Linked DNA regions of Homo sapiens: region 1 is linked to region 2. Evidence: read pairs that join two places in POLR2A ChIA-PET (ENCODE). Cell type or tissue: Panc1. All regions are shown on one strand. Each heading gives the region's core, and the rest is flanking DNA. Links, peaks and the distances in the headings are about the cores only. Region 1 has its middle 12 kb from the start of BRD7. Region 2 overlaps ADCY7 (adenylate cyclase 7).

Region 1 (15,088 bases), core at 6,954-14,953, 99 kb before region 2:
AAAGGGAGAGGAAGTCCAGCTCCACAGAGAGGCAGTGCCACAGAGCACATGTGGGAGGGGGCAGCCTGCCCACCAACCCCTACAGGGAACCTTCCAGGTAGACAATTTGCCCCTCCTTTTCTAACCATGCCTCCACATCTTCTCAGTCTGGTGAACTCCTACTGATCCTTCAAAACACATCTCCAATGTTACTCCTGTGAAGCCTTTCTGAGCTTCCTTCTCACATACCACTCCCAGCTCATGTGCCACTTCATCCATATCTGTCTTGCGTAGCTCTGAAATCAAATGATAATAATGTTTCCAGGAAGAGCGCACACTGGAAGTGGAAGGACCTCAGTTCAAATGTCAGTTCCCTTATTCAATAGCTATGAGACTTTGGACAGGTCACTTTGCCTCTCTAAGCCCCAGTTTCTTTATCTATAAAGTTGAAAAAATAAAATTTATTCTCTAGGCTGGTTTTTGTTTGTTTTTAACAGTCTTGCTCTTGTCACCCAGGCTGAGTGCAATGGCACAATTTCAGCTCACTTCAACCTCCTCTAGGCTGGTTTTGAAGATTCTGTGATGTACGTGAGAGAACCTAAAATTATGTCCAACACATAGAGGCACCCAAGAGAAGTGGGCTTCATTTCTTCCTTAGAAGAGTTGAGTTTCTCAAGGACAGGAACCAGGTCTTCGTTCATTCATTTATTCACTCGTCATCACTGAACTCTTGTTGGGAACCAAGCCCAGAGCCAGAAGTTGGGTTATGTAGCAGGTCACAAAACAAACTCTGTCCAGGGTCCATACATCTCACAACAGTCTTCCTCACCTGTGTCTCTCTGGAACCTGCTGTGGCTGACACTGATCCCACTCTCCTCAGGTGCTTTGGGCAAGGGCAGGTCTTCCGAGTCCAGGCTGAAATTTGCCCGCCCCTAGGATGGTCAGCAGGACTCTTTTCAGCTCTCGACATCCTCTGAGCCTTGTCTGAGCACTCTGGGAGGAGAGAGATGAAAAGCAGCCATCATCCCCACTCTCAGGGAGCTCCTGATCAGACGGAAGAGACCCCCATCTCATACCTGGAGGGTTTTCAGCCTGATGAAAGAGACAGACTCATCGATCTCAACCTTGAAAACTCCCAATCTGATGGCAGGGTCACATTTTCCTGATTTGGGGAAGTCCCATTTGGAGAGGAAAGAGCAGAGTTCCATTTTCCCTAATACTGCAAACTCTTAGTCTAATGGAGGAGACACATGCCTCCTGATCCTGGCCCAGTTTATCACTGATGGGGGTGAGATTGTTCCCATCACAGGAGGGGACCTCCTCTGATGGGAGAGGCAGTCTGTGCACATAGATAGCTTGAGAGTCAGATAAAACAACATGTATGGGGGAAAAAAGAGATCAATGTAGGGTCCTTTTGAAAAGCTGGCTGTGCAAAGTCTCTATCCATTTGTCTGTGGACTCAGAAGGGATATTCCTGGCTCTACAGATGCACCGTTTGAACTCGCAGAGCTGGACATAAATGACAGAGGCATCCGCCTCACGAGCATCCAGTCAAGCTCCTCACCAGACAACCCACACCAGAACTGGCCAGAGGCCCCGTCACTGGCATCCTGCACCAGCCTTGCCAGGGGAGGCTTTCTCACGATCAGGGACATCTGGGCTGGCCCAGCTCCCAGAGGCCACCGACATGAAAAGCGAGGGGCTCCGCGGAAACACCATCTGCACATCATAAAGCCGCTTGGTGACTCCCAGGGTCTGCCTCCATCTGCGGCTGGGTTGCCCGGGAAAAGAGAGGAAGGTACCAAGCGGCCAGGAGGAGGGGGCCAGGGGGAGAATAAGGATGGCCAAAAGGGGAGAGCCAGGCTGGCAGGCTTCCACCTGGCACCCTATGCACTGGGGAAGTTAACATCACCTGGTTTGTCTCCCTGTCGCTGCCTGGGAACACAGTGGGTTATGCCTATCCCTGGAGGTGACTTGGTGACAGGGGTAGAATACAGTGCTGGTTATGCTTTCAGTGGCCATACCTCAGTTTCCATGTCCGTACATTGGGGGTAATAATAATCTCGTCCATATGGTGGGTTTGCTATGGGAATTAAAAGTAATACAAGTATTGAGCTATACACTTAAGATCTGTACACGTAACATCTGCAATGTGTGATCCACACCTGGTTTAAAGTAAGTGTTCAGTCATCGTTGTCATCATCCCGCCTCCCAGACACTGTCCTGCAGCTCTGGGAGCAGGCATCTGTGATGGGAGGAGCCATCCAGGATATTTCACTGGCCATCCTGCCCAGGGCCCCACCCTCAACACCAAGTCCAAAGCTGATTGGACAAAGGATAGGGCCTGGCCCAAGAAAGCTCATTTATTGGCAGTTGAGCAGAGCCTATCAGATTCTCTGTGGAGAACTTGAGCTGGAGTTGGTTTCTGCCTACGGGTGATCACCTTGGGCCATGTTGAAGCAGAGGAAGGAGGCAGAGAGGAAGAGAAAGAACAGAGATGTAAGAACAGCAGAAATGAGAGAGATACGAGGTTCCTGAGAGGTGGAAAGAGGTGACAGAAGGGAGAAGGCCTTCGGTCATTTCTTTTGGGTTCCCATGTGAGTTCCCAGTAGATAAGGCTGTACCAATGATCATGAACCTATGGTTTGTGCCAAGAAGTACAAACACAAATATGCACATACCACACTCCCCACCCCACATCCCATCATACCAACATACTGACACCCCTTTTTACTTTTTTCCTTACAAGTCCCTACCCACATGCAAACAATTTCCTGAATGGTAAATCCCAGGAGACCAATTTAGTGGAGTGGGGCTCAGAAGCTGAGAGAGAGAAAGCAGTGAATAGTTCCGGAAAATAGCATTTTTGGAGAAAGTGGAGAGAAGAGAAAAGATGGCTGGCTGTAGGAGAAAAAACATAGGTGCACAGAGAGTGCTCAAGGGGAAGTCTAGAAAGTTTCTGAACTGTGGTGCATGATCCTTGCAGCAGAGCATCGTCAAATCATATCACCTGCCATCTCCCGGTTCTGCTCTCCCCCATGTTGGCTCCATCCTTTGCCCCTCCAGCTGGCAAGACAGCTGCTGGCCTCTACAGTGGCGTCAGCCCTCAACCACAGACAATAGCAGGGGCTCCAGTGTCTTGGTTTGGGCTCCCTCAGAAGGAGACCCTTAGTCAACGATTTTAGGACAAATGGTTTCCTTGGGAAGTGATCACAGGAAGTACTGGTAAGGGAATGGGGAAGAGAGCCAGCACGGAGAAGGAAGCCAATACAAGATATGTTACCATGCAGTTATCTCTGTGGGCACCCGGAGCCTAATCCCACTGGGGAACTGTGAGGGCCAGGGTAGAACATGCACCTCGCAGAGAAATGGGGTATTTATCCACCAGCTCCCATCAGCCATTGGTTGAGGGCTGCCACAAAGCTGGGACTAGGACTCCTCAAATTTTGCACCCTACGCACCTCACTTGCCTCCCCTGGCTACCTTGGCAACTCCTTGGCTCCATTAGCCCCCTGACTTCTAGCCCCTGCAGCACACATGGACAGAGTGGGCCCCAGCAGCCTGAGAGAGTACTCAAGCATAGACCCAAAGACGGGCAATTGGAAGTTCAGCCCGTGTGCATGGAAACGGCAAATACCAAGAGGCTATGCATGGGGCCCAGTCAGGGGCTGCTACATCCTGCAAAAAAAAATCTCATAGTATCTCAAAGGTTCTGATTGGGTCATATGTTCATCCCTGGACCAATCACTGAGGCCAGAGGGATGTGACACGCTAATTGAGTCAGTCTTAAGAGTGGTGGAGGGGGCAGGAAGAATGAGGGGGTAAGTGTGTTCCCTGTGTACCTTATAGAAACGAAGAGCATGAACCATAGCAACTCTCAGAAATAAGACAAAGAGGCATCAGTTGGGTGGCCAGGAAAACAAGACACACAAATGACCACGCCTCAGCCCCAAGTTGCAATTAATCAGAAGGTGAGAGGGTTGGGTTTAGCTTGTCAAAAGCCCTTCCAGCAAAACCCTTTAGCTAGTCACTTTAAACTTTGGTTTAAAGCATTAATTGAGCACTGACCTGTGCCAGACATTATGTCAGGCTCCGAGAGGACACAGATGAAAAGGTCTAATTTCTGTTCTCTGGAAACACAGGCAAGGGTGGCAGTGGAGATGGAAAAGCCAACGACTGCTGTTTCAACGATCATTTCAGCAGATCTGTTAATGAGATGCCACTGATCGTGACACACACAAATTATTTCATGAGCCACCAAGGAAAAAGAAAAGTTGCCAATTAAATATGTCACACCTTGGATAATAAGATTTATCCCGATTTTAGAGATATGAAATGTAAAAAAGATGAGTTTTAGAACTGATGGATTTTGGTCATATTTCATAGCTTATAAAGGATTTTTTTTTTCTTTCTTGAGATGGAGTCTCACTCTGTCGCCCAGGCTGGAGTGCAGTGGCGCGATCTCGACTCACTGCAACCTTTGCCTCCCAGGTTCAAGCAATTCTCTGCCTCAGCCTCCCGAGTAGCTGGGACTACAGGTGCATGCCAACATGCCCAGCTAATTTTTTGTATTTTTAGTAGAGACGGGGTTTCACCATGTTAGCCAGGATGGTCTCGATTTCCTGCCCAGCCTATAAAGGATTTTTTTATAGACACTATCCCATTAGGTACTCACTACAAACCTGCTGGGGGTAATATCACTGCTATTTTCCATTCCGTGAAACTGCACTCAGAGAGGTCAAGTGACTTTCCCAAGGTCGCTAAGCTACTAAACAGCCAAAGTGGAACTCAACCCCAGGTCTGCCTGGTTGCAGAACCAGGAGACCACCAGGTCTCCCTGACACTTTTGTGACTCCTGGTCCATCTTTTTACCAAACATGGACCTCGCCCATCTTTGTTTGCCTCCCACTTCAAAACAAGGATCCCAACCAACTCCACCTCCCTCTGCTCCCACCCACCCATATGCCTGGTCTTGAGATTTCTGTTCCCAGGAGCTTTCTTCCCTTCCAGGCAAAACAGCCTTCCTTGGTGACCACAGGCAGATCGTATGGTCACCCAATCATTCCCAGCTCCCCTCAAGGCTACTGCCATGGTGAGCACTACTCAAACCTGGGTCCCTACCAAGGATTCTATTTTGAAGGAGCCAAGCCTTTGTCCCCCAGAATACCTTAAATTAGACCTATTTGATAATGGTTTGTGTGATAGTTTCCTCATGTATATGTTCCCTCATGAACATAGGGGTTCACACTTGGATTAATGCTCTGAGTTCCTACCTTGAAATTCTTAATAATTTTGAACAAAGGACCCCACGTGTTCATTTTGCACTCAGCCCTACAAATGACGTAGCTGGCCCTGGTGAGAATGGGCCCGCCACACTTAAAAGTATCTGAGCAAGAAGTCGGACTTGTTGCCCCATTCCTGGGACTCCTGAGGTCAGGAACTGTCCTGGTCACCTCTGTATGCTCTGGGAACAGGCAGTGCTCAGTTCCCTAAGCAGAGGGACTCCTCAGTAGGCACTGAATGAAGTGTGTGTGTGTGTGTGTGTGTGTGTGTGTGTGTGTGTGTGTGTCCATGCACACACAAGTCAGCCTATGTTCTTTCAGTTGCAAGGGCTAGAAATCCAGTTCAAAGTACACAAAACTCAGAGGGGGAATTTATTCAACCCTTGGATTGAAAAGTGTAAGAGGTTGATGAACTTCAGGCTCAGCTGGATCCAGAGACTCAATTACTGTCACCAGGCCACTAGCTCTTGGCTCTGCTTTCTCCACCATTAGCTTTATTCTCAGGCAGGGCCTCCTCTCAAGCCCCAAAAGCACCAGACTGACATACCACTGGCTCAGCAAGCTTTTCATGGAAAGGTCCCACCAAAGCCAAGCCTCAGTCCCTGCCCACCTCTGTACCAATCACCAAGCCAGGGGCTATGATATTCTCATTAACCAGATTCCAGTCACAGGCCCACCTCTGAACCAATCATTGGTCCTGGCAGCTGTGATACTCTCACTGGCAGGCCTGGGTCACATGCTCACCCCTGAACCAATCCTCACTGGCCCTCGCGGCTGTGACACTCTCATTGGCAGGCTTAGGTCATGTGGGGAGAGGAGGCTCTCTAAGTGGAAGTCAAGAGGCTGTTGCTAGAGAAAGTGTTTATTTGGTGCCCAATGGGCAGAAATAACTAGTAACATCAAGGCTTCTCTCTGCCTATGTCCCAAGATGGTCACTTGGGTCTGAAAAGCCTGAGAAACCTGCTGACGCAGAAGAGCAGCCTTGGAAACCTAGCAAAAAGGGAAGGCCTGGGACATACCAAGAGTCCAGACAACCAAAAGGCCCACAGGAGGGGTCAGCAGGACCGGGGCAGATCAGACAGGTGCCAGAGGCAGGCGACCACTCTGCACAGTTACCACCAGAGGGCAGCTGGCCAGGAGGCAGGGTAAACAGGAAGAGGTCAAGTAGCCTTGGGGAAACTCTGTACCTTGCCTGAGGCATGGCAGATAATAACACTGACTACTCACCCTTATTGAGCCTGGCCCTGTCCTAAGCATTTTTATGCATCAACTCAATGAATTATCACCAATGAGATTGGTACATTTATAACCCCATTTTACAGATGAGGAAGCCAAGGCTTTCAAGTAACGAGCCCAAAGTGTCATACGGCAGAAAGGGGGCAAGTCACGCGTCTATTCCACCAAACCCTGAGCCTCCTGAGGTTAGGGGCTGTGTCTTGTTTGTATCTGAAGTCCCTGTGGACCCTAACAATCACTGTGCTTAATGGATATCTGGTGAAGTGAAAGCCTGGGGCAGGGGGCGCTGTCACTGTGTTCTCCACCCTCCCCACCCTCCCCATCCCAGGAGGAAATTACCAGGCTCAGTTCAGGCAATACCCCTTCCAGGTGTGCTGACCTTGGAAGATGATTCTTAGACCTTGCCCTTGCTCTGTTGTAATGGACTCTCAGGCACTACAGTACTCACATCAGTAGAAGAGAGAGTTTGAGATTTTGCAAAGGCTTGACAACTCCAAAGTCTCATGGTGTAGGTCACTTATTTTTGTTTGAGGCGGTCTTGCTCTGTTGCCCAGACTGGAGCACAGTGGCACAATCTTGGCTCACTGAGACCCCCACCTCCAGGGTTCAAGCAATTCTTGTGCCTCAGCGTCCCAAGAAGCTGGGATTACAGGCATGTGCCACCATGCCTGGCTAATTTTTGTATTTTTAGTAGAGACAGAGTTTCCCCGTGTTGGCCAGGCTGATCTCCAACTCCCGGCCTCCAGTAATCCACCAACCTAGGCCTCCCAAAGTGCTGGGATTACAGGTGTGGGCCACTGCAGCCGGCCTGTAGGTCACTATTTATGCCTCTCCCAGGAGTAGCTGGCTGTGCAGTTGGGGGGAAGAGGAAGAACATATTTAATGTGAATTCATTCATCATCCTCCACTGGGCTCCCATGGTGGGCCAAATACCATGTTGAGTGCCTTGAGGGGGACAGAGGGAAGCATGACAAAACCTCCTCTCTCCAATCCCCTCCTGGGAGGAGAAATAAGTCACTGCCAGAAGGAAGAACACAGAAGGAAGTCCTGCCTTCCACAAGAGAGGACTTCAACCGTCTAATCATTTGGGCAACAAAAATGTATTAGGTACATGTCAAGTGCCAGTGAACAAAACAGAATAGACTCAGCTCTTGCCCTCAGGAAGTTCTCAGTCTTATGGGAAGGCAGACAATAGACAAATAAATACGGAATTGCAAATGTGATGTGTTTTATCAGAAACAGAAAAACCACAGGGTGCTATAAGAGAAACTAAAAGAGGTCCGGGTGCAGTGGCTCACGCCTGTAATCCCAGCACTCTGGGAGGCCGAGGCAGGTGGATAACCTGAGGTCAGGAGTTCAAGACCAGCCTGGCCAACATGGCGAAACCCCGTCTCTACCAAAAACACAAAAAATTAGCTGGGTGTGGTGGTGAGCACCTGTAATCTCAGCTACTCGGGAGGCTGGGGCAGGAGAATCCCTTGAAACTAGGAAGTGGAGGTTGCAGTGATCTGAGATCTCGCACCTGAACTCCAGCCTGGGCGACAAAAGCAAAACTCCATCTCAAAATATATATATAAATAAAGACAGAAACTAAAAGGGGACTTGTTGGAGCAGTTTAGGGTTGCCTTTCTGAGGTGGTGAGAGATGAGAAGAGGCCAGCCATATGAAGAGTGTGGGAACAGCATTCCAGAATAAGGGAATAGCATGTGTGAAAGGCCTGCATGGAGGAAGAGTGTGGCATGTTCAAGGGACTAAGATTAGGCAAATTATGTCTGGAGATTAGTGGGTAGAAGTAGGCAGTGGCAGAAATCGGGGTCAGAGAAGAGCACGAGGTCAGGTTACACTGAGCCTTGTAGGCTTAGGAAAAAAGCTTGGGCTTGATCTGAGATGGGAGACCCCCCAAAGGGTTATGAACAGGACGATGATGTGGCCTAATCCAATCTATAATCTATGTTTTTGTTTTTATTTTTGTAACGTACCACCACCCACAGAAAAATCCATGTGTTTTGTTTTTAACAGAGATGGGGTTCTCACTATCTTGCCCAGGTTGGTCTCAAACTCCTGGTCCTCCTACCTTGGCCTCCCAAAGTGCTGGGATTACAGGTGTGAGCCACTGCCCCTGGCCCGGAAATCTGTGTATTTCAAAGTCACTCTGGCTGTGGTGGGGAAAGTGGATTTATGGCGGAGCAGAGTGGAAGCCAGGAAATATGGCAGCTCTTGCTGAGTCAATAGCCAGGGTGCACAGATGAGGGGCTATTCCTTCCTCATAGCGGGCTCTGGGGAGGCTTTCAGAAGCAGATTTTACCCCAGGTGAAAGAGGGACAGGCAGGCAGGAAGGAGAAGGCTGTATTCCCCACTCCACTCACTTTTCTCCTAAATAAAGGGGAGAAAAAAGTTTTTCCTTTTTCTGCCTCAGAAACTATAAAGAGATGCCCATTCATTGGTGCCTTCCAAAATGCCTATGTGTAGACTTAAACAACAATAACAACAGAACATCAGCAGTTCTGAGTGCAAATAATTCAATGATGTTGTAAAATCTGGCATAAATAGATCTGGCTGAGCCTCACAACTTTTCTTCCGGGGCTGACAATGTCAGCAACTCCAAGTCTGAACCCCTACTGGCTCTGAAAGGCAAGATCACAGTAGAGAGAGGAGGAGAAAACGCCCCTGGGTTGCATTTCCCCAGCAAATGGGCATGTTTGCCTCTCTGAGGAGCAGGCCAAGCATCAGCCAAGCCGACTGGAATTGGATTTGTAGGAAAGAACCTTTCTACCAGTTCTTTATCAGTGACCAGTCTCATGGGGGACAGGGTGAACATTTTGTGAAGCGTGTTATGTTTGTTAGCAGCAAGGTGCCTCGGGGCTCCTGTCAGCGCCAAGTAACAGGGCTCTGAGTAATTGGGCTCGGGGCTCCCCTCAGTAATAGGGCTCCAAGTAACAGGTAACAGTGCTCATCATTTACTTCCTCCTCTCATTGGGCCCTCACAACCTGCTCATTCTCAAGGCAGGTAGAGAAACTGAGTTTAGAAACAGGTGTTTGTTTTGTTTTGTTTTGTTTTGTTTTGTTTTGTTTAATGCTTGGTTACTTTGGGTACAGCATCCATTCTCCAATCCTCTGGTCACAGTACCCTAATTTTTCTAAGGGATCCCAACTTACTTAGGCCATGTGGTTTAGGTGGCACTCGTCTCCCTCCCAAGCTCCTGGGTTAGAAGACCCATGGTCTAGGATTCACTTGTCCCTGAATTCTGCCACCACCTTGACCACCCTCCACCCACATCCCACCCCTTCATGGTCATAGGCTCTAGGTGGGTACATGATATAAACCAGTCCAATCACATAGCCCTGTGACTTTTGATGGGCCACTGGGGAAAGGCACATTCCCTTTTTTTCTGGACTGGGATCTATGAGGATATCATCTGGGAGCTTCTAGAGGCCAATGGAGCCTGTCTGAGGATGGGACCAGGGCAGAAGGAAGTAGACCAGAGAGAGAGAAAGCCTGAATCTTGGGGACATCATTTGAGCACCTGGATATAGCCACACCTGAAGCTCAACCTCATTAGGGATGGGTTTCTGACTGTCACATGGAGGCCAAGCAATGCAAGAATGAGAACCAGGCTTTGTGATCTCCAGTTCAGTGTTCTTCCCCTAAATCAAGTTCCAGCTGACTTTATCCAGCCACACAACAAGCTCAACTAATCTGTGTGTGGCTTTATGGTCTGCTAAAAGATGTGTATTTTAAAAATAAAAACATCTGATCATTATAATGTTTTATCTAACCGAATTACAGAGCCGTGGAAGGGCCCCTGGAAGTCCTATCACTGAGTGGTTTTCAAAGATTTTCAGCAGCTTCTTGTTTCAAATGAAGTTTTAAGCAGAATGCCTATGTGTGAGAAATAAAAGCAGTAGCTTGTTAGTGCAAATGTGTTTTATCTTTTACGTTAAAAGTTCTTAACATTTGGCTGGGCACAGTGGCTCACGTCTGTAGTCCTAGCACTTCAGGAGGCCAAGGCAGGTGGATCACCTAAGGTCAGGAGTTCGAGACCAGCCTGGCCAACATGGGGAAACCCTGTCGCTACTGAAAATACAAGAATTAGCTGGGTGTGGTGGTGCATGCCTGTAAACCCAGCTACTCGGGAGGCTGAGGCAGGAGACTCACTTGAACCTGGGAGGCGGAGGTTGCAGTGAGCCAAGATCATGCCACTGTACTCCAGCCTAGGAGACAGAGTGAGACTCCATCTTAAAAAAAAAAAAAAGAAAAAAAAAGTTCTTAACATTTACTTTTTACAATCAATGAAGACCCAAATGTCAATGTGTTATTCATTTCCAATGTATAAAATTTTATTATATATTTGCATGTGTGGGAGGTTTTCAATCACTTTTTAAAAATTATTTATAATTGATACATAATAATTATACATATTTATGGGGTACAGAGTGATATTTTGATACATATATGCAATGTGTAATGATCAAATCAGAGTAATTAGCACATCCATCACCTTACACATTTATTATTTCTTTGTGTTGAAAACATTCAAAATCTTCTTTTCTAGCTATTTGAAATATACAATAAATTATTATTAACTATAGTCACCCTACAGTGCCAAAGAACACTAAAATGTATTCCTCCTATCTAGCTAAATATCCATCAGCAGACGAATGGATAAAGCAAATACACAGTGGAATACTACTCAGCCTTAAAAAAAGAAGGAAATCCTGTTGTTTGAAATAACATGGGTGACCTGGAAGACACGACATTAAGTGAAATAAGCCAGGCACAGAAAGAGAAATACTGCAGGATTAAAGGCTAAATCCTTTGCCCTCACTCATATGTGGAAGCTAAAGGAGTTGATCTCATGGAAGTAGAGGGTAGGCTAGAGCAGGAAGTAGGGTAGTAACTGGAGGCTGGGAAGAATAGGGAAGGCAGATAGAAAGAGGTTGCTTAACACACATCTATGCCAAGACGAAGAGAGAGGAGCTGAGCCACGTCCTGGCGGCCATGAAGAAAGCAGCTGCCAGGAAGGACTGAGCTCCCTGCCCTCTGCCCAAAATAAAAGCTTCACAGGAAAAACAAAAACAAAAAACAAACAAACACAAAAAAAAGTTGGTTAATGAATACAAAATTACTAGATAGAAGGAATAAGTTCTAGCATTCTATCACTGTTCTTTTTTAATAGTTAAAAATACTTTTTTGGGAGGCCGAGGCTGGCAGATCAGGAGGTCAGGAGGTCAGAAGATCGAGACCATCCTGGCTAACACGTTGAAACCCCGTCTCTACTAAAGATACGAAAAATTAGCTGGGCTTGGTGGCGGGCACCTATAGTCCCAGCTACTCGGGAGGCTGAGGCAGGAGAATGTCATGAACCCAGGAGGCGGAGCTTGCAGTGAGCCGAGATTGCACCACTGCACTCCAGCCTAGGCAACAGAGTGAGACTCAGTCTCAAAAAAAGAAAAAAAGAAAGAAAAAGAAACTTTTTAAATAATTGGGGTAAACGCCAGGTGCAGTGGCACACGCCTGTAGTCCCAGCTACTTGGAAGGTTGAGGCAGGAGGATTGCTTGCACCCAAGAGTTCAAGGTTGTTCTGCACTACGATCGCCCCTGTGAATAGCCACTGCACTCCAGCCTGGGCAACACAGCAAGACCCCATCTCTAAAATAAATGAATAAATAAAGTAAATGAAAAGTCCCTCAGATATTTTCCATCTTTCTGTGGGCTTATGAGTTAAAAAAAAAAAAAAAAAAAAAAAGAACCTTTTAGTTTATCTGGTTTTGTCAAAGGGTCTCCTTTTGATGTCTAGTTGTTCCAACTTCAGAAATGTTCCCTTTCTCTTGTCCAAGAAAATTAAGTCTAAGTATAAGCTAATGTTCCAGAATAGTGCTTCTCAAACTTTAATACACATATATGAATCACCCAGGAATCTTGTTTAAAATGTGAATTCCGATTCTACAATCCTGAGGTGGGACCTGAGACTCTGCATCTCTACCAAGCTCCCAGGTCCTGCCAATGCAGCCGTCCCTGGACCAATCTTTGAGTAGCCAGGCTCAATAAAGGGGTATCATGAATCTATCCCCTGAGGCAGGGAGAAAAGAATCACCACCAAACTCTAATAAAAAAAAAAAAAACACCACTGGAGAATATCTGGAATGACATATACCAAACTATTACAGAAAGTGGTGAGATTATGAGCAATTTGAAATATCTTCCTTACACCTATTTGTATTTTCAATTGGTCTATAACAAACATTAATTACTTAGGCAATAAATAGGTTTAAAACTAAATAACTGAATCAAGAAAAACCTAAAATACACACATATTTTTAAAAACAAAGTCTTTATCAGACACTGACAGAGCGTCAGAAGTGCTTCCCTAGAACCAACAGCTTGAAAGCAGCCAGTCGAGTCCTCTTTCTTTATCTTTTTACCTTTTTTTTTGTTTTTGAGACAGGATCTCACTGTGTTGCCCAGGCTGGAATGCAGTGGCACAATCATAGTTCACTGCAGCCTTCACCTCTTGGTCTCAAGTGATCCTCCTGCCTCAGCCTCCTGAGTAGCTGGGACCACAGGCATGCACCACTACACCTGGCTAATTTTTAATTTTTTATAGAAATGGGGTCTCGCTACGTCACCCAAGCCAGTCTTGAGCAATCCTCCCACCTCAGCCTCCAAAAGTGCTGGGATTACAGGCATGAGTCAGCGCATCTGACTGACTCCTCCTCTTTCTGCAGCCCTGTTTAGATGGAGATAGGGGAGAGACATGTCCAGGTTTCACAGCCAGTCTTTGGCAGAGCCAGGACTATGAAATTAGAGATCTGGGTGACATGGCACAAGCCCACAGCCACAGTCTGATAAGAGTTTATCAAACACATAGTGACTTTCTGTGAAGGGAATTTAATCCTGGGCCCCGTCCGCAGGGCAGTACTCCAAGGAATCATGATGGACCGGGAGCCCGGGCCTGCAGGATCATTTCTGAGCTGCTCATGGTCTGTCCCCAGCCTGGGGCTCCTGGAAAATGCCCAGCTTTCTCCAAGGTGACCATTTCATCTGGTTTATCCCACTTTACAGGGGGAAGTCCACACCCCACAGCCTGTCATTCAAGGCCTCAGTGTTCCCTTCTGTATCTCTGTCTCATCACACCTCCCACTCTCCAGCATCACCTCAGTGGCCTTGCATGCACAAGTCTACTTGTCTGATCCACCCTCCCCCAGCCCTTCCAGTGCTTAGAGGCTCCCTGCAGCCTGGCCGAGCTTTCCTTCCTCTACACACTCTCAGCCCGCCACTGCCCTCACCTGGCTCCAGTGCTCTGTCCTCCCCTGCTGGGTGTCCTACTCTCCTGCTTCTCCTCCTGCCTCCCTCCCCCTCCTCAGTCTCCTCTGCTGCTTCCTCATCCTTTATTCACCTGTTAGATAATATTGAAGCTCTTCAAGGCTCCATCTTCTCTGATCACTCTACTCTCTCCTCCTGGGTGGTCTCATTCACTCCTGAGGTTCCAAAGACATCTCTATGCCAAAAATCTATTTTCAGGTCTCACCTCCCTTCCAAGCCCCAGACACATGCATTCACCTTCCTACTTGGATTCTCCTCTTGGGTTCTGCATAGGCATCCCTAACCCCTCCTAAGTTCTTCCTCCTACATAACTCTTGAATTATCCCATTGCACCATCCCCACATCATCCACGCTAGACCAAGCCACCCCCATCTCCCCTTTGAAGACCACATCACTTCTAAGCTGGTCTCTCTGCCCGGTCTCCTAACCCACTCCAATTCTTCCTTCATTCAGAAGCCAAAGCGCTCTTGTTAAATTGCCAATATGGCCATGCACCCACGTCCACTGCCTTCATGGGCATCCCAAATAAAATCAAGCATCTCTGCCATGCCTTGAAAAGCTCTGCCCAGCCCAGCCTTTCTTCCAGACACAGTCCCCATCATCTCTCTTGCTCCAAACCTGCTCTCCTCTCCTCCCTGACTGCACCCAACTTTCCCTCGCCTTTGCACATGCTGACCTCTCTGCCTGTTTAGTAGATGCAGCTGATGCCCCCTTGGCTCACCTCTCCTGAAGGCACATCCTGCTGGAGGGGCATCACCAGCAGCTGGGAGTGTTGGCCACTCACGGAAGGCAGCCGCACACCTCCCTCAGAGAATTGCCCTGGGACAAACTAGAGTCACCTCTGTAATAGGCGACAATCAGGCAGACCTCGCTGCCCACCATGGGCTACAAAAGGCCAGCCACCTCCCACAGGGTGGGACTGTTCCCTGGACAGTTGATGTTCCCAATCCCCCCTCGCCCCGCCACCACTGTGGCACGGGGCTGAGGCTGGGACCACCTCTTTCTCTGCTTCTACCCACCCCGTCCTGCTTCTCTCCCAGCTTCTCCCCAATTGCCACCCCAACAGATCCACGCCTCAGGTTCCACTTGTAGGGCACCTAACCAAGACTTATCCTCCAGGTTAGGCCTGGATGAGCCCTCAGCCTGGGTCAGAGCACTATCTGGACAGCAGCTTGCTGTTTTCCTTTCTAACCGTTAGCATGGCCATGATTAAATATTTGTCTGTGTTCTCTGTCTAACATGCATCTCACTGTGCTCTCCATAAGGG
Region 2 (15,088 bases), core at 3,659-11,658:
ACACCTACGCCTGCCAGCCCTTATATCTCCTGTGTGCTAGTCTGGGCTCTCTCTCCCCAGGGATCCCCATCAGTCTCCAAAGGTAGGAAAATTACCAAAATTGTGCAATCCCTCACACAGCAATGGGGACTTGGGGACAGCTGCCATATTCCCAGCAGGAACCTTGCATGAAGGGGGCAACCCTGGACCAAGAGTCCACGCCCCCAGTGTCCTCCAGGCCTGCCTCAGATTGGAACCAGGACAGGGCCAGAGGCAGAGGGCAGGGAGGCTGTGAGACACGGGACAGCTCAGAGCAGTCACAGGGCACAAATGGCCAGCCGCCAGCAGAAGCTTCAAAGGACAGCTGGTCCAGCGGAGGGAAGATGGCCAGGTGAGCCCCCAGCCCCCAAAGGCAAAAAGCAGGATATCCAGGGTCCCCAAGTCCCCAACCAGCACCTGCTAGTATGAGATCCCTGGGGCCACCTCAATTCCAGGAGCCACCTCAGGCTCTATTTCCTCTGGAAGTTCCTATTCCATCACCACACACCAGGAACAAAATGGTAAAACCACATATTTGGGGAAGGAGGAAGGGGTCATTTGCTGGGGGCCCCATCCCCTTCAGTGCCTGGGCAGGTGTCTACAGGCCTTGGCACCTGTTCAACGAGGGGCAACCCTTCAGGGATGTGGCCAAGAGCTGTCAAAGTGCCCAAAGTGCTCAGACAGGCTACAAATCTGATTTCTACGTGAAATGATGATTTTTAAATGTTGGCAGCTGATTTCAAATTTTTCAATATTTGCAGCCCACTAGTTTACAACCTCTAAATCTAAACTAATCAGTCTGTATTCCACAAGAGGCATTTACTGTGTGCTAACCATATACATCCAACCCTGTGCTGTGGGGGTTGCCAAACAAGATAAGGTCCCTGCCTGAGATACATTCAATTCAGCACCCCCCACCCCAAAATAGCCCTTTGCAGTAATAACAGCAGCAGTTCCTGTCACCCCCGGCACCTGCACACACATTCACTCTCATCTTCACAACCGGCAAAGGCCAAGGTGGCACCACCGTCTCACAGATGCAGAACTGAGCCCAGAGAGGCAGAGTGGTTGCCTAAGATCACACTGCTGGAGCTGGTGGACAGATAGGCTGGGATGCAAACCCAGGTCTGCCAGCTCCCAAACCAGGGCTCCTCAGCCCAGGCTTGCCCACTGACATCCCGGGGGACTGAGCCAGATGCCACAGCACACAAACAGCAAACCCACCTGACCCCTGGCCTGCTGCCAAACACCAGTGCACCAGGACAGCCAGGCTGAGAAGCTCCAAACACCAGAGGGCTGAGGCCACTCCCCACAACTGCTCCATCTCCCAGGCAAAGCCCCCAGACCAGAGCTGAGGCGGCCAGACACGTGCATGAAAGTGCAAGTGTGAGAGTGTGTGGACACACCCGCTCCAGGCACACAAAGCCAGGCTGGGCCACCACGAGGAAAGGGAGGAACCAGCTGAGAGAGTCCCAAGGGCCCGTGGGAACACAGGCCTGGTAAACACGCCTCTCAAGGAACTCATTAGGCCACTTTCTGGGCAACGGCAGGCAGGCGCAGGTGGACAGTGGACAACATGGGCACAAGGACTTCAGCCCATCCAGGGACCTTGGCCAGCTCCTGGAACAAGCCGGGCACCGTGAGGCCTGGGGGGAATGAACTCACTGATCACATCTCCAGAGGGGGCCCAGGAACCCACCACCAGTGGCATGTCCCCAGGCCAGCTCCTCCCTAGGAGCCACCCCGCCAAAGCCAGACCCAGAGGCACCCCCTGCCCGGGAAGTTTTCAAGGCCTCCTGTCCAATCACCAGTTCTTCCACCAGCCCTCGACTCAGTTGGCAACAGGGAGGGCCTCCCCACAAGGCCCTGGATAAAGGAATCCTTCTGCCATGTCTGAGACACATCCAATCCAGGGCTCCCGGATTGAATGACCCTGCTGTTAGCTTGCACACCTCCATGACGGGGGGGCTCACCACCTCTCAGGGCAGTCTCCTCCATCACTGGGCACTTTTTCTGGCCCTGAGTCCTCCCTTAGCTCAAGGCAAGCCCTGCCTCCCTGTCACTCCCTCACCCACACCGCATGGGTCCTGTCTGAACTCCAAAGCCACCAAGAGCAGAGGTATCACGTCCCCTCTTCCTGAGGAGACTGCAGTCCCAGGGGGTCCCTTACTTACTCTCACCTCACGACCACCCCAGTGGTAGAGCAGGGTGAGCAGCCCCATTTTAAAGAAGAGGGGACTCCCCTGTGGGGAAGGTGTCCACATGGGAGGAGGGTATTTCATGCTTCTGCTGTGCAATGTCCCTTCTCCCGACCCTCAGTACCCTGGTTCATGGGCCACATGACCCCAGTGTGGCCAATCAGCAAAGTCCCTCTCAAGCCCTAATGCCACAGGCCTGGGAAGTGAAGGCTCTCTTTGGACTTCTGCTGACCCAGGGAAAGAGGCGTTCTCTTTTGTCGGTGACCTGACACTGTCAGCAGACACCCGAGCCACCACAAGGAGAGAGCCCACCTGAAACTGACACCAACATGGAGAACTGGCACAAGACAGGGGCCTGGCAACACCTCCTGGGGTCACAGGAGCCAGCTGTGCCTGAAGCTTACGCAACCTCTAGATATTTAACCACATGGGACAAGCAATGCCCCTTTCAGCTTCAGCCAGTTTGAGCTTCTGTCACTCGCAACCAAGAGTCTCAAAGTCCACATCAGGCTTCTGGACCCAGTTTGTTGCGTCTAACAAGCACCCGTGGCCCCTCAGTGGGTTCAGAGTCAACTGGAAGGGTCTCAGTCAGCACAGAGGTAAGAGTGTGCCCCTGCAGACACAGCCAGTCCTCCAGAAAGGAGCTGGGTCTTGGAGGGGACAGCCCCGCTCATCCCTCCATCACACTTTCCAGGCTCCACAGCCCAGCCCCAGCCAGGAGTTCAGGAGTTTAAGACCAGCCTGGGCAATATAATGAGACCCCATCGCTATAAAAAGTTGTTTATTTTTTTTTTAATTAGCCAGGCTTGGTGGCATACACTTGTAGTCCAAGCTACTTGAGAGGCTGAGGCAGGAGAATTGCTTGAACCCAGGAGGTCAAGGCTACATTCACTGAACTATGATCATGCCACTGCACTCCTGCCTGGGTGATAGAGAATCCTGTCTGGAAAAAAAAAAAAAGCTGGGATTTAAACACAGGATATCCGGGGTCCCTATCACCCTCATGGGGCTGGCATCCAGAAATCCCATAATATCCCAAAACACCAACCTCTTCCCTACAAACAAGGCCCAGGACAGAGCTATGACCAAGAGGTGGGGAGCTCAGGGGACCCCATCGAATTACTTCCCTCTGCCTTGCAGGAGCAAGTTCAGGCCAGCGAACTCCAGGAGGGCCTCCTCCTCCAGGAAGCCTGCTGAGCAACCCCACACACACTCCCTTATCCCTTCCCTGCAACTAAGGCAGGACTGTGGTCTCCTTATCAAATACTGGCTGGCTGGGTCCAGGTTCTCCAGCCAGAAGACCTGCTGGAAGCAAGAGGCTGGGACTCCATACTGCAACTGCAGGGCCAGGTCCCTGGGTGCTCGGAAAATCCTTCCCCAGTCCAGCTGATCTGGCAGCGTCCCCAGCACAACCACAGCCCTTGCAGGGAGTATGTTCTAGAAACCCCCAGCTTTCACAGATGCAGACAGGACACCCACTTCCTCACCCGGCCACTGTTGGCAGAAACCACAGCCTGGCTTCCTCCGGCCGAGCCTCAGCAGGCTCAGGGCTGCTTTGGGGCCCTGTTGGCCTCAAAAAGGGGAAGTGGGGACCTTGGAGTGAGGGGGGCATGGAAGCCTCCAGGGAAGAGGCCCCGCTCAGGCCCCTGGGCCCACACCCTGCCTGGGACGCCACGCAGCTCCAGACAAAAAACCTGCATGCTCCGTCTCGCGCCCCCGGTCCTGCCGGCTCTCGGCTCCCCTGGTAGGCTGGGTCTCAGGCAGATTTTTCATTTGCCAAGGGAATCTCATATTAACGCGAACTCTCTCAAGAGACCCTGAGCTCCATGAAGCCAGCAGCTGCTCTGCCCAGTGCAAGCCTGACCTAAGAGGCCCCCAGTAAACCTCGTGGGACCCAGGGATTCAATGTTGCTGGTATTCAAGGTCCCATCCCCCCAAGCCCAGCCCTCTCTGTCCCCAGAGCCCTGTGGCCCCCATGCCCTGCTCTCCCAGGCACCTCCCGTACCAAGAGGCCTTCCCAGTGTGGGTCCAATATCCCGGCCCCTGACTTGCCAAACTGTCGTGGTGGGATCTGTGTGTGTGTGTCCCGCAGCTGGTCCTGGCAAACACCTGTGACGTGAATGGCCGAGCAGGGTAGCCAGCCAGAATCCTGCACCAGGCCCAGGGTGGGGAAGCACGCAGAGTGGCATGGGTGAGGGAGGAGGGCGCCACAGCCAAAGGATGAGGGCAGATGAAGAAAGGGCCTCCCTCAAGATCGGGAAGCACCTGCTGCACCTGCCGCACCTGCCTTACCTGCCACAGCACACCTCTCCCAGCTACGCTTGGCCTCTGGGAGGATGCCTGCACCCAATCCCAGCTCTGCTACCAATGGCCTGTGAATAGCAGTCGCCTGCACACTCTGGCCTCAGTTTCCTCATCAGTAAACTGGGGGTGCTGATAACCAGGTTGTCTGCACAGGTCATGATGTCCAACAGGCCAAGCTTGCAAGACAAATTGGCAAATGGCCAAGAAGGCACGCTTAGTGTCAGAGGAAGCCCTGCAGGGTCAGAGCCCAACCATGGGGTCCAGGGAGAGGCAGGTGCAGAGTGGGCAGGCCCCCCACCGCATCTCCTAACAGCCTGCAAAGTTGCCGAGCAGGGGCAAAGACTGAAATTCCCCAACGGCATGAGCCCCCAGCCAACCCTGCTCCCCCTCCATAGCCCCCAAGCACCCCCAGGCTGACTTTGTTCCCACTCCCAGGGCACAGGCTGCTGATCAGTCTTGGGGACCAGAAACCTGCATTCCAGTCCCAGCTTAGCCACCAACCTGCTCTGTGACCCTAAACAAGTCTCTTGCCTGACCTGTGCCTTAGTTTCCCCTCTTGCAAAGGAGGGGCTGTGTCAGACCTCTGAGGCCAGCTCTGGCCTAGTTGGGACTGGGCTGGGGGTGGAGGCTGAATCAGTTAATGAAAAGGATAGGCAACTGGAGAAAAACTGAGGGAAAAGGCTGATGTTCTCACCTGGCCCCAGAGAGCTACTTCTAGGGATGGGTAGAAAGTTGTTCTTTGATTCTTTGGGACACAGCTAGGGTAGTGTTAAGAGGGAAATTCATAGCACTAAATGTCCGAATCAAAAACTTAGAAAGATCTCAAATTAACAACCTAACTTCACAACTGAAAGAACTAGAGAAGCAAAAACAAATCAACCCCAAGCCTAGCAGAAGACAAGAAATGACAAAAATCAGAGCTGAACTGAAGAAAATCAAGACACAAAAAACCATTCAAAAGATCAACGAATCCAGGAGTTGTTTTTTTTTTTTTTGAAAAAATTAATAAAATAGGCCACTAGCTAAACTAATAAAGAAGAAAAGAGAAAAGATCCAGATAAACACAATTAGAAATGACTACAGGAATGTTACTAATGACCCCACAGAAATAAAAAACAACCATCAGAAACTACTACAAACACCTCTACACACAAAAACTAGAAAACCTAAGAGATGGATAAATTCCTGGACACACAATCCTCCCATGACTGAGCCAGGAAGAAACTGATTCCCTGAACAGATCAATAATGAGCTCCTAAATTGAATTAGTAATAAATAGCCTACCAATAAAAGGCCAGGACCTGATGGATTCACAGCTGAATTCTACCAGATATACGAAGAAGAGCTAGTACCATTCCCACAGAAACTATTCAAAAAAATTGAGGAAGAGGGACTCCTCCCTAACTCATTCTATGAGGCCAGCATCATCTTGTTACCAAAAACTGCCAGAGACACAACAAAAAAAGGAAAAAAAAAGTGTTCTTTGTTCCTGAAATCCTCCCCTCCACTTCATTCATTTGGTTAAGCATTACCCTGATCAATCTCCCCTTTAAAATGCACCCCCAAGGCTCCAGCTGCCAATGATAATGAATCCAGGTCCACTATGTCTCATGCCCATTCTAATGCTAGTTAGTGACTGCCCAGGGAGAGTTCGTCCATGCATACCTTCAGCAGATGTGCACTCATGCCTTCTGTGCACCAGGTGCCAGGCCAGGTACCAAGAGGGAATTCTGCTCAGGAAATGAGCTCCCAGAAGGCAGAATCCTTAGCACTGCCCCAACCAGGGTATCTGCTAGGTCTCTGCACACAGCGGGTGTTCAGGCAACAGTGTTTATCAACTGACTAAGCAATCAACCAGGCTCCCCTGTTGGAGAAATAGCCCTACTTTTTCCTCACTCTTGCTTGAAATTCAATTAGTGATTCATTTCTTTAAGCACTGCCCTCACTAGCTTCCCCCTTCAGAAGGGAAACACTTTCACGCCCACATTTAACAGATTTCTGATCCCTTTTCCCTTGATAAGGAAGAACAGAAAGGGGAAGTCCAGCTGGCCATGGGGGACCTCACGTGGTTCTCGTCCTGCCCAGGACAAGAGGGTGCTGGCTGACTTCCCACATTGCCTAGGGCCCCACCCTGACAGTGGGTCCAGCAGTGACAGCAAGACATGAATGGGGCTGGGAGGTACAAGAAGAGCTCCATAGACCTGGCACGGTGGCTCACACCTGTAATCCCAGCACTTTGGGAGGCCAAGGCAGGTGGATAGCTTGAGGCCAGGAGTTCGAGACCAGCCTGGCCAACATGGTGAAACCCTGTCTCCACTAAAAATAGAAAAATGAGCCCAAGGTGGTGGTGCGTGCCTATAGTCCCAGCTACTCGCGAGGCTGAGGCATGAGAATCACTTGAACTCGGGAGGCAGAGGTTGCAGTGAGATGGGATTGCACCACTGTACTCCAGCCTGGGCAACAGAGTGAGGCTCTGCCAAAAAAAAAAAAAAAAAGAGAGAGAGAGAGAGATCCATTTCACGGGCCCATGGACAGATGCAACCCAGAGTAACCACTGTCCTGAAGGGGACAGGAAAGATGTGCATTTGAGTCTTAACTCTTAGGCTGCTAGTATTCTGTTTAGAAAGGCAGCATCCACAAGACAGCAAGCAAGCTGGATTCACAACTTATACCAGGATTATTTCCAAAGAGAGCAAGAAACTATGGGAGAATTCTCATATGATGCTGTAGTGAATATGGCCTTTTTATCCTGACACAAAACCCAAAAGCCATAAAGAAGAGACTGATAAGTTCAGTTACATGAAAAAACAAAATATACATGGTAAAAATTACCAAAAGCACAATCAAAAGACACGTGACAGATTAGGGGAACATTTGTGATTCATATCACAAGGAGCTAATCTCCTTCATATGTAAAGAGCTCCCACAAATAAAAAAGAAGACCAATAGCCCAATAGAAAAATGGGAGAAGACTAGGAAGAGAAAGTTCATAGAAAAGGCAATCTAAATGACTGTTAAACATTTGGAAGGGCCAGGCATGGTGGCTCACGCCTGTAATCTTGGCACTTAGGTAGGCTGAGTCAGGCAGATCACATGAGGCCAGGAGTTCGAGACCAGCCTGAGCAACATGGTGAAACCCCATTTCTATTAAAAAATACAAAAACTAGCCAGGTGTGGAGGTGCATGCTTATAATCCCAGCTACTTGGGAGGCTGGGGCACGAGAATCGCTTGAACTCAGGAGGCAGAGATTGCAGTGAGCCAAGATCATGCCTGTAAACCAGCCTCGGTGACAGAGTGAAGCTCTGTCTCAAAAAAAAAAGCAACCCACAACCAACCCACAGCATTTGGAAGGAAGCTAACCACACTCGTAATGAAACACAAATTAAAACTACCATGGTAGGCCGGGCGCAGTGGCTCAAGCCTGTAATCCCAGCACTTTGGGAGGCCGAGGTGGGCGGATCATGAGGTCAGGAGATCGAGACCATCCTGGCTAACACGGTGAAACCCCATCTCTACTAAAAATACAAAAAATTAGCTGGGCGTGGTGGCGGGTGCCTGTAGTCCCAGCTACTCAGGAGGCTGAGGCAGGATAATGGCGTGAAACTGGGAGGCAGAGCTTGCAGTGAGCTGAAATTGTGCCACTGCACTCCAGCCTGGGTGACAGAGCAAGACTCCGCCTCAAAAAAAAAAAAAAAAAAAACCTACCATGGTAGCCAGGCACAATGGGATGCACCTATAGTCCCAGCTACTTGGGAGGCTGAGGCAGGCGGATCACTTGAGCCCAGAAGTTTGAGTCTAGCCTGGGTAACATAGCAAAATCCCCATCTTTAAAACAAAAACAAAACTACCATGGAAAACCATTTTTACCTATCTGATGGGCAAAGATCAAAGCATTTCATAAGTCTCATAAGTCTGTGTTGGAAACAGTCACTCACATTCCCTCCTGGGCAGGAATGTGAGTCAGTACAACCCCCAGTGAAGGTAGTTTAATAATACCTAACAAAGTCACTGAAGGACATATTTGCTTTTTGACCTACCAAATCCACTTTGAGTAATGTATCGTACAAACATTGTCACAAGTATGAAATGACATAAGTACAAGATTAGTCATTGAAGCATTATTTGTAATAACAAAAGATTGAAAATAATATACCTATCAGTCACGAACTGGTGAAATAAATTATGATACAACCTTACAATGGAATACTATGCAGCTGTCAAAAAGCCTGAGGCCACTTGAAACTAACGTCACAGGGTATCCTGTGAAAAATCCACATGGCAATGCCTGGAACAAATAAGGATGGAACCAGGACACAGAAAAACCAAAACTCTTGATTTCACAGAGTGGATAAATCCCACTTCTCATTTTCAGTTTCTATTCCTATTGTCAGTGTGTTGCTTATGTGACTAAAAAAAAAAAAATGTGTAATAGGAAAAATGAATCCCAGGCCCATCACACCTAAATTGCATGACCTAGCCAGGTACATTGGCTCATGCCTGTGATGTCAGCTATTCAGGAGGCCGAGGCAGGAGGACTGCTTAAGACCAAAAGTTCAAGATCAGCCTGGGCAACGTAGTGAGATGCTATCTCTAAAAAAATTTTAAAACTAAGCCAGGCACAGTGGTACATGCCTGTAGAGCCAGCAAACTTGGGAGGCTGAGGCAGGAGGACCTCCTGAGTTCAGGTTAAGGCTGCAGCAAGTGATGATTGTGCCACCACATTCCAGCCTGAGAAACAGAGCAAGACTCCATCTCACTCATTCATAAATTAAATATTAAAACAAATAATACATTACATGACCCAACAGACTCTCTGTGCCTCAGTTTCCTCATTTTAACAAAAGGAGAATAACAGTCCTACCCCACAGGATTTTGAAAGGATTCAGTTGGGGGTGATGCAAGCAGTGTACTGAGCCACCCCTGGCGCAAAATGCCCCAGTCTAGATGGCATGCATCACCAAGATGTCAGAAAGGGCCATGGGGTGCAGAAGTGAGAGGGCCCGGCACCTGTCCCCACCCCTCAACCCTGCCATGAGCCAGCAGCACTGGGGGTGAGGAGGCCCGGCCCCTACTCTGGTCTGTGAGTGCCCAGCCTCTGGGAGGTAGAGAGAACATTGGTCAGCAACTCAGGCCGGCTTTCCAGGGCCATGAGTGGCAGTGTGGGCTGACCCCTCCATGTAGGGCCTAGTTGGGCCTCAAGGGAGCAGCCGTCCCACCCAACCCAGGTCAGAGGGAGGTGGTGATATTGGTCTGAGCTGGAGGGAGCTCACAGGTGACATCCCAGGCAGAGTCGGGTCCTCGGCCCAAGCCTTCCAGGCTTGCTGGCAGGAGACGGCACAGTACCCAGGCCTCAAGACAAGCTCTGCGACCTCTGAGCCCAGCCGGGAGACAAACTGGGCCAAAAACCACCTGGCTGGCTGTCTCCTCTGAGAACCTGCAGAGAACCATGAATGGGCTGGGCTACCCAAGGGTGGTGGGCGGGGGTGCTCTCGCTCCATTTCTAGCCAGGGCAACTGACTCTGGGACCTTAACCTCCAAGCCCAAAGCCCACCTGCTAGGAAACAGTGGAGCTAGGATTCGAACCCAGGCCTGCCCCTCTCCAAGGCCCAGTGCAGATTAACTCTCTATCTGCATTTCCTGAGGTGCATTCTGCCCAAAAGCAGGAACATGAAAAGCTACATATGCGCAGCCACACACATCCACAGCCATTTCTGGTCACAGGTGGTGCTGAGCTCAACATTCTCCTCTTCCCCATTTAAAGATCCCCCATACACATTAGCAAATTAAAGGCTCTGACAAGTCCTGCAGGAAAGAAGCCTGCTGAATTAAACACAGCTGAACATTTCCCCATCCTTTTGTTAATGAGACTCTTTTTGCACTGAATCCCTAATGAACCTCCTTTGGGAAATGCTGACTTTGGAGTCTCTGAGACCCACCTAGGAACTCCTCCCCTAAGAAGGCTCCCTGGGTAGCTGTGGCCTGTAGAGCCCACTAGCCTCCCCTTAATTGACAGCCTATGAAGCTCTTTAATGCTGGGGGCCCCACTTACCCACCTCCACCTGACCCCAGGTTGGGCTAGCTGCGCACAAGAAGGTTGCAGGTGCTGGCGGGACCAGCCCATGCACCTGCCTGTGGGCCAGGACACCTACCCTGAGCTTAGCCTCCCAGGTGGAGGTGAGAGGAGAGGCCTGAGTGAAAGACCAGGGCTCTCAGGTGCTCACGGTCTCAACAGCACCCTCCCTAGGCAGTTTTCAGCTGGGAAGCACCTTGCCCTGGGGAAAAGCAAGCAGGAAAACAGCTCCAAGTGCCAACCCGGCAAAGGGCTCCTGTCGAATTTCCTGCCTCTCCCATGGAATGCAGAGGAGTGGCCCACCTGCCTCAGTTTCCCCATCTGCCACAGTGCAGGGAATAGAGCCCTGGGCTGAATGTCAGGTGATGTAAGGTACAGTCCCAGCTCTCCCTGTCACCAGCTGTGTGACTCGGGCAATTCTTCACCCTCTCTGGGCCTGACTCCTCCAGGGCAGGAAAGGCCTCCAGGGTCTCTGAGGGCCCTTCCCACTCAGACCAGCAGAGAAGCCAGTCACAGAGAGGTCAGTGGGAGAGGCCTCTCCCACCCAGAGCTCAGCGTGCCACCCATGGAGCTCAGTGAGGCGTCACTGCCTAGCCTGGCCTCCTGTCCCAACAGCAAGCCTGAAGCCACCACCTGGCCCGGAGGCCCCCAGTTTGGCCTCCATGACACCAGCTCGCAAAGTGCCCAGCCCCAAACCAAGGCGCTAAGACCCTCACTTCCCCGAGGCTTCCTGAGAACCCGATCCAGGCCTAGGGGGCACGAGAGACACAGAGGGGACTGCCTCGTGAAACCGCGCCAAGAGCCCGGAAGAGCCCTTCTGCAGGGGAAGCAGCCCCACCCAGCCTCCCCCACCAACCACAGCCCCAGCTTCCGGACCTGCACCCACACAGAAGAGCCCTCGCCATGGCTGTCCCTGGAGCCCAAGACCCCATTCCCGGTCACTCACTCCTTCCTTCCACAAACCCTGCCCTTACGGAGCTATTGGGCACAGGAGGTCACTGTGATGGAGTCTCACGCCACAGGAGCCCCGTGGCCCCCGAAACGAGGCCTCCCACACCTACCCAGGACCCCCCAAAACACCAAGCCCGATCTCTGCTCACCCCTTGGCCAAAAAACGCCTCTAGAGCTTCCCTGGCCTCCTCTGTGGCTGCGTGATTTGGCTGATTTCGGTTCCCCAAACAAGCCCCACCCTTTCATCTCCAGCTCCGGCAATCTAAAAACACGCCCACCTCCTCACCTCCAAATGCCTTCTGCCTGGCGAACTCCTGCCCGCCCTTCAGGGCCAACCTGAGCTGCCACCTCTTCCAGGAAGGCTGCCTGGTCCCCTCCCAGTCTGGCCTTGTTCCTTAGCTTCCCCAGGGCCTGCACCTCCCACAGAAGCACAGGCTACCCTGACCTGTCACTACCTGGCTGCACGTCCAGCCATGCACTACCCAGCTCCCAGGATCTAACCCTGCCTGGTACACAGGGACATCAAACCCCATACTCCACAGACTGGGGGGTACAGCCAGCACTGAACTGGCAGCTAAGGACTGGGCCCCAACCCTGGAATCCCCAGTCCCAACTGCATGAGCTCTGGCAGGTGACCTGCCTCTCAGGACTCAGTTTCTCACCTGAGCAATGGGGATGAAACCCTTCTCTTCGCTCCATGGCCTATTCTAGCAGTGACGTGACCTCATAGCTATAAAACCTCATAAACCCCCATTGCACATGGAAAGGGGCCCATCCTGCCACCAGGAAAGAGGCCACATGTTGGTGCCACCAGACCCCCATCTGCCAAGTGCCACTGAGCTCCTGCCTGCAGCAGGTGCAGGCACTGCTGCTGCTACAACACACAGGACAGGCATGGGTCCCCTGAGGAGCTCATGCCAGGAGGAGGGCAGATTGTCATAAATGAGCCAAGTGAGGAAAAGAAATGCCAGGGCAGGGCAGAAGGGGAAGGCAGGAAAGCATGGTGGTTGGGAGCACAAGCTCTGAGATCCAACAGCAGGCCGTGAATCTCAGCTCCACCTTGGAGGAGCTGTGTGACCTTGGGCATGTTCCTGAACCTCTCTGGGCCTCAGTTTCCTAACCCACAGAATGGACTGGTAACAATACCAGTTCTCAGGGGCTTCACGTAGATGTGGGCACACAGCAAGTACCATCACCCAGGGCCACCCCAGTCAGCTCCAGACACCAGGGTGAGCAGCCTGAGAAATCGTGACATAAACAGGCACTGGGGACACACTTCAGTACCAGGGTCTCAGCCTCACTTCCTGCCTGCCCCCAAAGGGCAGCTCTGCTCTTGTACCCATGCCCAGGAGAGCTGAGCCTGACAAAGGGATACAGAAGTGCTGGTCCCTGCCCCCAGGGGATGGAGCAGTGTCTCCAGGGAGTCTGGGTATATCAAAAGAGGCCACTTCCCATTAGCCCAGGCCCCCCTTAAAATAGCTCCTTCAGACAGCTTAAAAGGGCTCCTCCTCCCAGCCAGAGGGGGTACCGGAGACAGGCCTGGGGGCCCAGGAGCCAGATGCGCACACACACAGAAGGAGGTCTCATCCCAGCCTACACCAGCACCCTGGACCCCTGCTCCAGCAAGGAGATGCCCAGGAGGAGGGAGACCCAGACTCCCAAGAACAGCAGCAGGACCAAGACAAGCCCACAAGACTGGCCCCCAGTCCACATCCCTCCCATGAGTGAGGCCAAGGGATGTGCTTGTGAATGGGGCAGGGCCTGCAACTCCAACATAGCTCCCACCAGGAAGACACACCAGCCCCAAGGCTGCAGAGCTCCCAGGGCCTCAGTTTCCCCATCTGTGCAGAGCAGCTGCATCCCAGGGTGCTAGGCTTCTCCCTGCCCAGCCAGTCGGTGACTCCAGGAAGCAATGATCTCAGTCAGCTGCGCCCGAGGCAGTGTGACTAGGTTGTTTCAGAGGCCAGCATGAGGAAAGCTGGCCAGTTACAGGGGCAGGAAGGGCACCCTGGAGGGCAGGAAGAGCCTGGGGCCTGGAAGACAAAGCACCCCGATCAGGGTGCCCTGGGTCCAGCGGCCTCCAGGGATCCGGGCCCTAGAAGGCGGGTGGTGGCATCACCCACTGCAGGTACCTTCTGCCTTCCAGGGACATGAGCTCCTCCCCAGGGTACAGGCCTGTGTCTGAGGGTCATGGCCATTCCTTCTGCCCTGTCACCTCCAGCATGTCCTGATACCCTGGGAGGAGGCAAGAATGGGCAGAGCCTGGGGCCAGGAAACACAACTGGAAACGGGGGTACCTGCACCAAAGACCTCCCTTGGCTTCCCTTTCCCTCAGGCCCAGTCGTGGGTTCACCCTTCCAGTGGTCAGCGGTGGTGGGGGAAACAGGGACATAAAGGGAGGATGGTGAGAAGAGGGTATCCCGGCGTCCCTTGGGCCCCAGCCACAGCAAGACAGGGGCTCAAAGCAAGGCCAAGGGGGTGGGGGAGGCGGCTGAGTGAACAGCTCAAGAGCAGAGCCGGCTGGGTCCCCTCTTCTCCCCATGCTGGAGGACCCCTGAAGGAGGCCCTCACCTGGAGGACACAGCCAAGCAGCAGTTGGGGAGAACACCCCAGGCAGTGGGAACTGTGGGGGCCAAGGGCAGGAAAGGGGCAGGAGATAGCCAAGCTGGGAGTGAAAATGTCAGGGGGGCTGGCCCAGAGTGGATAACGGTGACAAGTGGCGGGAGTGGGGAGGGAAGTCAGGCCCGGTCTGGGAGGGCCTCACAAGCCAGGAGAAACTGACCAGATGGCTGTGCTCTAGAACAGGGAGGACCTTCTCCCAGGCCCAAGGTCAGCCGTCCCCACCCCATCCTAACACAGAGTCTGCTCAGGTTCATCTCGGCAGCACTGGGCTGTGCTGTGCTCAGAAAATGCCTGTGAAATTGGCCCATCAAAGAGGACAGGCTGGGTGTGGTGGCTCATGCCTGTAACCCCAGCACTTTGGGAGGTGAAGGTGGGAGGCTCTCTTGAGCCCAGGAGGTCGAGGCTGCTGTGAGCTATGACCAGGCCACTGTACCCCAGCCTGGGCAACAGAGCCAGACCCTGTCAAAATAAAAAATGAGAGAGCTGGTGGCGGCAGGAAAGCACGGTCCTAGGTATTCCAAGGAAAAAGGCCACCAAAGAGGAACGGAGCTCTGGTCCCAGACTCACCACCCAACCCTTCTCCACCCCAACACTGGTCCCTTCTAGAAAGGCTTCCAGGCTTCCAGGGGAGAGCAGGGAACGGAGGGTGCTTCGGCCAAGCAGGTCTGCACTCAGGGTTGGGCAATGCCCTAGCCATGATGTGGCCAGTTGAGAAATCCGTGTGCAGCAGCAGGTCAGGCCAGATGCCTATGGCAAGCCGGGTGACACCATGCTACTGTCCTTGGTGGGGAGGGGGCCACTGCACAGATGAGGGGGCTGGCGGGATCCCCGGCACACACAGCTGGAGGGGCTCCAGCCACTGTGTGGCAACCTCTCAGCCTGGGCACACCAGTGTCAGGTGCCTGGGAAGGGTTTTCACCCAGC

Evidence for each region. ChIA-PET counts read pairs that join two places held together with the same protein. Peaks named below come from ENCODE experiments on the same cell type or tissue, not always from the same donor. Only the 100,000 strongest peaks of a DNase experiment are listed, where the experiment ranks them.
Region 1: POLR2A ChIA-PET joins it to region 2 with 10 read pairs; 4 of 35 experiments call an interaction of 5 or more read pairs at or near these places.

Annotation. Positions count from the first base shown.
Region 1 is chr16:50,373,558-50,388,645 of GRCh38, reverse strand. No RefSeq gene overlaps it. Among named protein-coding and RNA genes, the nearest start is that of BRD7, 12 kb to the right of the region's middle. RefSeq lists a silencer at 13,614-13,908. In Panc1, for the core only: CTCF peaks have their summits at 13,583 and 13,793 (motif pointing left); no DNase peak of the experiment used is centred there.
Region 2 is chr16:50,270,802-50,285,889 of GRCh38, reverse strand. The region is part of intron 1 of ADCY7 (adenylate cyclase 7); the gene reads right to left. Among named protein-coding and RNA genes, the nearest start is that of ADCY7, 12 kb to the right of the region's middle. RefSeq lists enhancers at 1,455-1,956, 11,439-11,508, 12,920-13,754, 13,755-14,589. In Panc1, for the core only: no CTCF peak of the experiment used is centred there; a DNase peak (open chromatin) is centred at 8,529.